2 separate regions of the Homo sapiens genome follow, and region 2 is linked to region 1. Evidence: chromatin contacts called from ENCODE Hi-C or POLR2A ChIA-PET data. All regions are on one chromosome and are shown on one strand. Each heading gives the region's core, a stretch centred on a gene start or an enhancer-like site at or near the end of the contact. The rest is flanking DNA. Distances are from core to core; before and after follow the strand shown. Region 1 overlaps TIAM2 (TIAM Rac1 associated GEF 2). Region 2 overlaps TIAM2 (TIAM Rac1 associated GEF 2).

What was found. A loop is a pair of places that touch in the nucleus more often than their neighbours do. ChIA-PET counts read pairs that join two places held with the same protein, here RNA polymerase II (POLR2A). Pooled maps may share reads with other maps.
Region 2: a loop to region 1 is called in a map of PC-3, with 6 times the contacts of the local background. The contact joins two enhancer-like sites. A Hi-C loop is called at or near these places in 2 of 168 maps with a recorded cell type or tissue (Calu3 and PC-3), 1 of 37 single-sample maps with no recorded cell type and 13 of 50 pooled maps. POLR2A ChIA-PET finds 5 or more read pairs at or near these places in 6 of 52 experiments (GM10248, MCF 10A, activated CD4-positive, alpha-beta memory T cell and 2 more).

The regions. Positions count from the first base shown.
Region 1 is chr6:155,125,585-155,130,149 of GRCh38, forward strand. It overlaps TIAM2 (TIAM Rac1 associated GEF 2), which reads left to right. Exons shown (of 27, transcript NM_012454.4): 3 at 1,906-2,016; 4 at 3,634-4,565. The coding sequence starts at 3,640. Among named protein-coding and RNA genes, the nearest start is that of TIAM2, 130 kb to the left of the region's middle. RefSeq lists enhancers at 1,396-2,595, 1,603-2,349, 4,127-4,565. Within about 2 kb of position 1,572, at least 4 of the 41 ENCODE cell types and tissues checked have a DNase peak (open chromatin) inside an H3K27ac peak, as active enhancers do; they include PC-3, where a contact is called at or near this core.
Region 2 is chr6:155,169,276-155,174,569 of GRCh38, forward strand. All of the region lies in intron 9 of TIAM2 (TIAM Rac1 associated GEF 2), which reads left to right. Among named protein-coding and RNA genes, the nearest start is that of CLDN20, 92 kb to the right of the region's middle. RefSeq lists enhancers at 1,972-2,031, 2,072-2,491, 2,522-2,581. Within about 2 kb of position 2,041, at least 18 of the 41 ENCODE cell types and tissues checked have a DNase peak (open chromatin) inside an H3K27ac peak, as active enhancers do; they include PC-3, where a contact is called at or near this core.

The DNA of each region.
Region 1 (4,565 bases), core at 322-2,821:
TCCCAGCACTTTGGGAGGCTGAGGTGGGTGGATCACTTAAGGCCGGAAGTTCGAGACCAGCCTGGCCAACACGGTGAAGCCCTGTCTCTACTAAAATCAGAAAAATTATCTGGTGCAATGGTGCGCGCCTATAATCACAGCTACTTGAGAGGCTGAGGCAGGGGAGTCACTTGGACCTGGGAGGCGGAGGTTGCAGTGAGCCGAGATTGTGCCACTGCACTCCAGCCTGGACGACAGAGCAAGACTCTGTCTCCAAAAAAAGAGAGAAAAAAAAAAGAATTACAAATAGAATAACCTAAGTGGTGTGCTTATGACAATAAATAGTTTATTTTCTAAAAATAAAATAAAAATAGAATAACCTAATGCTATTGCATTTCCACTTCTGGGTATATATCATAAAGAATTGAAAGCAGGGTCTGGAAGAGCTAGTTAAACACCCATGGTCATAGCAGCATTATTCATAATAGCCAAGAGGTGGAAGCAACCCAAGTGTCTCTCCATGGGATGAATGAATAAACAAAATGTGGCATGCACATGTAATAGAATGCTATTCAGCCTTAACAAGGAAGGAAATTCTGACATCTGCTACCACGTGGATGAAACTTGAGGGCATTATACTAAGTGAAATAAGCCAGTTGCAAAAAGACAAATGCTTTCACTTATATGCGGTATCTAGAGTCCTCAAATTCATAGAGGCAGAAAGTAGAATGACAGTTGCCAGGGGCTGTGGGACCGGGGAATTGCTGTTTAATGGGTGCAGAGTTTCTGTTCTGCAAGATGGAAAGAGTTCTGAAGATGGATGTCGGTGACGGTTGTACAACAGTGTACTTACTGCTGCCCTGTACATTTAAAAATGGGTAAGATGGGCCAGGCGCGGTGGCTCACGCCTGTAATCCCCGCGCTTTGGGAGGCTGAGGTGAGCAGATCACCTGAGGTCGGGAGTTTGAGAACAGTCTGACCAACATGGAGAAACCCTGTCTCTACTAAAAATACAAAATTAGCTGGGCGTGGTGGTGCGTGCCTGTAATCCCAGTTACTCAGGAGGCTGAGGTAGGAGAATCGCTTGAACCCAGGAGGCGGAGGTTGCAGTGAGCCGAGATTGTGCCACTGCACTCCCGCCTGGGCAAGAAGAACAAAACTCTGTCTCAAATAAATAAATAAATAAATAAATGGTAAGATGGAAAATGTTATGTTATCCATGTTTGACCACAATTACAAATAAACTTTTTTTTTTTTTTTTAAAGGAACAAAAAGTCACTATTAAGGCCTCACCCCTCTGCTTCCCGTGTCTGTGGCTTCGTGTCCAGCAGTGAGCACGGCCAGAGGGGAGCCTCCCCATCTCAGCCAGTCCTCCTCCCTTTCAGAAGCCCTGCCTTATCCCTCAGAGGGGGACCTCTTGCCCCTGCTAACATGTGCTTGAGAAAGCTTTTAATCTCATTTATGAGGTCAACCTCTACAAGCTAAATTATTTTAACCAAGGACTATTCACTGTGATGTTATATTTTGGGCTTTGTTTTTGCTGCTTGGTCAAATAGAGAACAAGGGCCACCTCTCGTCACACAGCCTGACGCTCCTGCAGCCCTGTGAGACTGAGAGTTGTTTTCCTGGTCATGGTGACAGATGAGCCACGCATGACTCACTGGAGCGGTCTCCCCTGAAACAAAGGCATGCATTTGACTGCAGACTGGGTGTTGAGTTGGTGGCCTTTGCAAGACTGGGTGGGCAGTTCTGGCTTCAAATGACCCTGATGAATCACACGGTTCACAGACGTTTCATTTATTACCTTGACAGTGACCCTGGACACCAGTTGTTTCTTCATATAATTTGCGTTAAGGCTTCCTTTTGACTTTGTGGGAGCTTGGAGTAAAACGCTTCACAGAGTTTTCTTGCGTTTCTGTTTTTCAGGCTCACTTCATGGACTCACTTTGCGTGCTTGTTAAATGTGCTGTGTTGCTCCCAAGACCATGTAAAGCCTACTGACCACTAACCTCCCTCACAGCAGAAACTAGACGTCAGGTAAACCCAACCCTTGTGCCTGGGGGTCACGTCAAGTTGCATGACTGTGATTAAGGTAATAAGTAAAGGTTTAATTATTTGGGCTAGCGATTTTGGTTTTAAAATATTTGATAATTACCACCAAAGAAAAGTCAATCCATTTAACTTCTGTTTTGTGGCTACACATTCTTAGATATAAAAGAATTAAAAATAAAAAGCCTACTAAATATATCTGGAGATCTCACCAGAAGAGCATCACCTCCAACTGACCTAAAATAGTGATATACTGGTTTGAGTGAGAAACTAGCTGGGCATGGTGGCATGTGCCTGTAGTTCCAGCTACTTGGGAGGCTGAGGCAGGAGAATCCCTTGAGCCCAGGGGTTTGAAACCAGCCTGGGCAACATAGCAAGATCCCACCTCAAAAAAATTATTTCAGAATCAAAAGAGATGGTTTCTTCTTTCCTCCCTTCCTCCCTCCCTCCTTCTCCCCCTTTTCACTTTGAGTTTGGCTTAACTAATAGACTCCTTGAGCAAACTGGGGTTTTTACAAGGAAGTAAGAGTCTAATATTAAGTTTTTCTGATGCCCATATTCTAAGTCAGCTTCATACTTACTTCTCTCATCATATTCTAAAGTGAAGATACCTGAAGTCTTTACAAAAGCTCTAGAGATTAGTTTTATTAAAATGTTTTTCTTTCCCAAATGAGAGCTCTTATTTTTTCCCCCATTTTTCATCTCAGCCTCATTTTTGAGGACTTCCAGGCCTTTTTCTTTTGTGGTATTCCTAGAGCCCCAACAGAGCCTGGTACCTGGTGTCATGTTATAAAAATGTGATAGTTTTTGAGCAAAAGTCTCTCAAAATACTGTGGAGAGATTTTAGCTCTACCAGTAGTTTATGTATAATGAAAATGTATCTCTCTGATCACTGAGATCTGTGTATTTAGACTGACAGAATAAAGATACTTTCCCTAATTTTTCTCTTCAAGAATCATTAGTTTGGTCAGGTGTGGTGGCTCACACCTGTGATGCTAGCACTTTGGGAGGCCGAGGCAAGAGGATCTCTTGAGCCCAGGAGTTCAAGACCAGCCTGGAGCAACAGAGTGAGACCCCATATCTTTAAAAAAAAAAAAAAACCCCGAGCTTGAGAGTGGTAGCACGTGCCTATAGTCCCAGCTACTTGGGAAGCTAAGGCAGGAGGATCACTTGAGCCTAGGAAGTCGAGGCTGCAGTGAGCTGTGACTGCGGCACTGCACTCCAGCCTGGATGATAACAGTGAGACTCTGTCTCAAAAAAAAAGCAAAAAAAAATCATTCAAAGTCTCTCAACACCAAGCCTGAAGCAGATCTTTCTCATAAGCTGATTTTTATGCCTGTTCGCCTTCTAAATTAATATTGTATAATGAATAATGTCTTTAAAATAATTAGCAGACAGGTGTGCAGTGTTGTCTGTCTAGCTAATGAGCAGCCTTGCAAAATAAGGAGAGCCTGTTCTACTGACTGACTCTTGTCCCTACTCCTCTGAGTCCTTCCAGGCACTGAAGTTGCTGTGTAATATGCAGGGCATTCTTTTTAGAAAGTTCTGTCATAATGGAATGTAATTTAGGCCACGGTCTTACTGATGCAACTGTTCTTAATTTAGGTTAAAATGGGCAACTCCGACAGTCAGTACACCCTTCAAGGATCTAAAAATCATAGCAATACTATTACTGGTGCTAAGCAAATTCCTTGCTCCCTGAAAATACGTGGCATTCATGCAAAAGAGGAAAAGTCATTGCATGGATGGGGTCACGGAAGCAACGGAGCAGGTTACAAGTCCAGGTCCCTGGCCCGAAGCTGCCTTTCTCACTTTAAGAGTAACCAGCCTTACGCATCGAGACTCGGTGGCCCCACATGCAAGGTCTCCAGAGGTGTTGCCTACTCCACGCACAGGACAAATGCCCCAGGGAAGGATTTCCAGGGCATCAGTGCTGCTTTCTCAACTGAGAATGGCTTCCACTCTGTTGGCCACGAGCTGGCAGATAACCACATCACCTCCAGAGACTGCAACGGACACCTTCTCAACTGCTACGGGAGGAATGAGAGCATTGCCTCCACCCCACCGGGCGAAGACCGCAAGAGCCCCCGAGTGCTCATCAAAACGCTGGGGAAGCTGGATGGGTGTTTAAGGGTCGAGTTCCACAATGGTGGCAACCCCAGCAAAGTGCCTGCAGAGGACTGCAGTGAGCCGGTGCAGCTGCTGAGGTACTCACCTACCTTAGCATCGGAAACCTCCCCTGTGCCTGAAGCCAGGAGGGGGTCCAGCGCCGATTCCCTGCCCAGCCATCGCCCCTCTCCCACGGACTCTCGCCTGCGGTCCAGCAAAGGCAGCTCCCTGAGTTCTGAGTCATCCTGGTACGACTCCCCTTGGGGCAATGCTGGAGAGCTGAGCGAGGCTGAGGGCTCCTTCCTGGCCCCCGGCATGCCTGACCCCAGTCTCCATGCCAGCTTCCCACCTGGCGATGCCAAAAAGCCTTTCAACCAAAGCTCTTCCCTCTCCTCCCTCCGGGAACTGTACAAAGATGCCAACCTGGG
Region 2 (5,294 bases), core at 791-3,290, 44 kb after region 1:
GAGCCACAGCACCCGGCCACAAATGCTAACTTAAGCGAGGAATGCTGGTTCAGAATCTTTACATGAACTCCTTGAAAATAGATTTATAATTAAAATGGTCCCAGTAGGTATTCTCTAAAGAGATAGTCTTGAATGCCAAGCATTTTGGAGGTATCTAACCTCATGTTAACTCCATTTTAAAATTAGTGACATGACTAGACTGAAGTCATAATAATATCTTTGATTTATACATCTCTATTCCTCAGCAGTACTTACCTTCGTTTGAGAGTTCAGTGAATACAAAATTGCATTTTCCTCTCAGGGTTGTCAGGGATCTTCACATAGATAGTACATTCTATGCTGTGTCTCTCCAGGCGCCGTCAAGGGGAGCCTGAGTAATGTCTCCTCATCCCTAGAATTGCTTCTGACCAAACAAATCCTCAGAATGATTTCTGAATGAAATCCTAGAGCATGAAATCCCAGATGTGCCTATGCCTCTTCCTAGTGCCTTTTTCAAACCCACAACATCCCCATGAAGCTGTGTTATTTAATTTCTCCTCCACCAAATAATTTTTTTTTTTTCAGATGGAGTCTCACTCTGTTGCCCAGGCTGGAGTGCAGTGGCGTGATCTCGGCTCACTGAAACCTCTGCCTCCCAGGTTGAAGCAGTTCTTCTGCCTCAGCCTCCTGAGTAGCTGGGATTACAGGCACCTGCCACCAAGGCTGGCTAATTTTTGTATTTTTAGTAGAGATGGGGTTTCACTATGTTGGCCAGGCTGGTCTTGAACTCCTGACGTCGCGATCCACCCACCTCAGTCTCCCAAAGTGCCGAGATTACAGGCGTGAGCCACTGCACCCAGCCAGTTCTTACTCTGCACTTACCATCTCTTACTGTTAGCCACTCTGTCAAGTGCGTATGTCATGGCTCCCAGGAAAGCTTGTAATCGATATAGTTTATATATGCCCTATTTCTATTAGATGTAGTCATTTAATGGCTGAGGATGACTGATTTGTAATAAAGGCCCATAATTTTAGGGTCCTATCTCTTCCAGCATTATATAACAATGTAAAATTCTTACTTTGAAAGTTAAGAGGCCTGGCATGGTGGCTCGTGCCTGTAATCCCAGAATTTTGGGAGGCTGAGTCAGGTGGATCATTTGAGACTAGCCTGGGCAACATGGTGAAACCCTGTCTCTATCAAAAATGCAAAAAATTATCCGAGTGTAGTGGCTTGCTCCTCGGAGGCTGAGGTGGGAGGATTGCTTGAGCCTGGGAGGCAGAGGTTGCAGTGAGCCAAGATCGCACCACTGCACTCTGACCTGGGTGGCAGAGTAAGACCCCATCCCTGAAAAAAGAAAGTTATGAAACTATAGCATCAGTACACTTCCTATTAACAGAGTTTATGTTGGACTTTGAAAATAAATTTTGCTGATGTAGCCACTTACAGTGAGAATTTAAGCTTAGTGCTTAAGATGGGCTCAAATCAACAGGTCCCATCGATGCTCTAAGGAGTGAGAAGAAACTATGATTTCTGCATTTGTTTTACTCCTATTTGTTTTAGCTAAGCATTACTTGTGATGTAGGGATACTGAAGAAATTCCTTTCATTTATAGGACAATTTTAATGCAGCCTCTGTAATTTCTGTGCTATCGTACCCAGATAACTAGATTCAGATAGAATGGCAGATAGAACTAAGGGTGTAATTTGTTTTTTTATATCTCTGGGACTTAAAATTCTGCCTGAGCTGGCTAAATAATTAATATTTCATTTTGCTACTTTTCATCTGCTAATCATTCTTGGAGAATACTTGTAACCTGCACAAACCTATTTTTATACAATAAGTACATTACGCCCATTTCTATAACACAGAAAGGCTGTTGTGAGGGAGGGGCCGTGTGCATTTTAAACTATTTCACTCTAATTGATGCATCATATAACAGCCCAACAGTGAGTCACCCTAATTCAAAATCTGTTAAGTCTGGAATAAAGCCAGTCTTACTTGAACATTTTTTTAGAGGACACTTTGGCTTGCCAAAAATGAAAGCTTTTCATAACGAACGTCTGGATGAGTAATAGTGAGTCTTACACGGCCTTTGAAGGGAGGTGTTTGTCATGGAGATTGTGACAACAAAGTCCCCACTAAGGCTCAGATGGCGGCAACCCCAGAAGCTTCATTGCAGAAATTGTGACAGCCCCTGGGCCTTGGCCCCTTCTTCTGGAAAATTGGCTTGGGGTATTCCAACTTTCTGTGGCAGTGAGTGAATGCAGTATTGTCATCTTAGTCATGAGCTGTAAACTGAAAAAAAAACCTAAAAAACCCCAAAAAACCCCAAAACCAAAACAAACCCCCTAATATTGTTTTCTTAAATGGAAAATATGAATGAAACAGCTTACTCTTCACCACAGTATGGTAATCTGTTTAGAGAGAATATTAATACACAACCCTACATAGCATATATATATGCATACAGCTAGCGAGCTAGCTAGATCCATCTTTGTTTTTCTTTCATATCAACCGATGTGTGGGCCTCAGTCCAAGAAGGAAATAAACACTTTCTCTTCTATGACATTTTACTGTTGTTAAGAAAACTGGGAGCGTGCAACTCCCTTTTGTGTTTTCTCCTCATCTCCCTTGCAAATAGACTTTCCTTTTATCAGCCACTGTGGTGGTTTGGGCCCATTTGTGACAGCCAGATTGTGATTTTGCTACTCACTTCCCTTCAGTGATCCAAGTAGTAATTACAAGCCATTTGATCCAAAAGCATCTGCTGTGAGAACACACGGAGTTTCAATTTTTTCTCCTTGCTGCATACTGAGCATAAGTAATTTGACATGTGGTTTCAGGACCATTGATGTAATAATAATAATAATAAATACTTCTGTGGAATGCCCTCCAAGGAGAGCTAAAGTGATTTGCAGACGTTCACTAGTCAGTCTGGAGTGACTGTGGCTGCAGCCCAGTGATGTTCCCGTGTCGTGATGGCCAGTTGGAGCTGACTGCAAGGTGATCTGAGCAGCAGTGGCCAGAACAGTGGCCCAGGGCTTTGGAACAAAGGATGATTCTCAGGAAGTTCTTTATAGTGGCCATCGCTGAAATGCAGTAGCTACTCCCAGTACAGTATAATGCCCTGATCCAGCCTCAGCTTCCAAAAAAAATCTTTACAATTTATGTCTTTCAAATGCAATTCCTCCCATCAGTCTCCTAACCACCCCACGAGGCTGGCGTTTTTAACCTCTTTTGAAGGTGAAGGAACAGAAGTGCAGAGGCACTAGATAACAGCCCCTAACAAGGCTGAGATTTGACCTGGATTGCCTTGCTATTATTGTATTTTTTCTGTCTCCATTTGCATTCTCAGGACCAGGAAACCTTGAAGAGGCTAGTTGGAAATATATATATATATATATATATATATATATATATATATATATATATTTTTTTTTTTTTTTTTTTTTTTTTTCTTTGATGGGAGGAAGTAGAGTAGGAGGCGTGGTAGGTGCGTAACAGTCCTGGCAAAGGTAGCCAACCGTGGAATTCTGGGTGGTTAAAAAGGTTAATTTAACATAGCAGCATCTTTGACATGGGTAACCTGGAAAAAGAGTTTTCCAGATGGCTCCATTTTTAATGCTTATTTTTAGGATTCTCTCTTCTTTTTATGAAAAGAATATTGGAGAATATTTCATCTGGCTTCCTGAAACTAAAGCATGTGTATTTTCAACTTGGATAGCATTGACCTTCCTTCAGAGAATTAATCCAACTTTCCCTCCAAATGGGCAAAGCTTACAACAACCTAAGAGATCTGTAAGCACCAAGTAGCTTTTTCTTTTTCTAGTTTTAATAAATTAATTTTAAATTCTTGGTGCTTCCTTTGAATAACCAGGTTTTACTTTTCTTGAACTGTATACATTTGTGAGGGTTGTGTGTGTGTGTGTGTGTGTGTGTGTGTGTGTCTGTCTGTCTGTCTGCCTAACACACACCAAAAATTACATTTAACTTTTCATTGAGGGACTCTCTTGAGAGGGTCTTACTCTTTGATGGCCTTGGCTTTGATAGGCGTCTTCTCTTCTATGGTTCACTAGATCTTGGGTCAACAGTGTAGACTCAGAAAACCATTGCTCAGAGCAGTTGTAGCACAGCACCTTGTTTAATGGATTTTAATAGGATTATTTCTTTTGTCCTTCCATCCTTCCATCTATCTGCACACTTTTCTCTTGTCCAGAACTTATTCTCCTTCAATAATCTGTTAATTTTTCTTCTCGAAGCTTCCAGAGAGCATTAAGAACTTGACACTATGTCAACAGATTTGAGTAAGATACTGAAAACGGACAGCGTTTACCCTTCTGCCTGTAATATGACTGTGAATTTCTAGTTGTATCCAGCTCAGCACTGAAGTTTTGGGTGTGTCCTGGGTGTGGGACGCACTGTGTTAATGGCTGAGGGAGAATGAGGATGCAGAAGACAAAGCCTCTGCTGGTATTCATCTTCTCCTGGTGCGGGACTTAGAAGTGACTCTCCTGTGAGCTGGGCTTTGCCAAATGCTGTACCAGGGACATAGGAGAGTAAACTCATCTAAGTGAGAGGACTTGAGGGCAGAGAAAGGAGAGATAGGAGAGAATTCATAAGACAGGGGCATTTTAAACCAGGTTGGAGGGTATATATGGTTTCAGCACTGACTCTACTTGTAAGGACGGTACAGCAGAGAGAGGAGATGGAAGTGAGCACCGGTGTGGAGCAGGAGCATGCCACTCCCTTCTGGGGAATGTTCCCTGAGCCATTCTGTTCAATGGGAACATGGTGTGTGGCTTAGAATAATGGAAAGTAATCAGGAGATTTGGGTTGCACCCATTTTATATAAAGGGAGTTAACTGCCAGGCGGGCATTCTGTGTAGTATAGTGGTGGTGTGAACCAGCTCATCCCAGACTTCCACCCTTCAGATCCCCGGAGTACCATAGGCACTAGTTGTGTAAACTTGGGCAAGTTTCTAGAATTTCCTGAGCCATATTTTTCTTGCCTTTTCCATAGGAAGTGATGATGGTGCCTTCCTGAGAGGGCTGGCTGTGAGTGGTGAGTGAACTGATGGCACATCAGGAGCTTGTTTCATTTGGTCTCACGAGATGCAGTCTTTTTTTTTTTTTGAGATGGAGCCTCCCTCTGTCGCCCAGGCTGGAGTGCAGTGGCACGATCTTGGCTCACTGCAACCTCTGCCTCCCAGGTTCAAGCTGTTCTCCTGCCTCAGCCTCCTGAGTAGCTGGGGCTACAGACGCGTGCCACCATGCCCGGATAATTTTTATTTTTAGTAGAGATAGGGTTTTACCA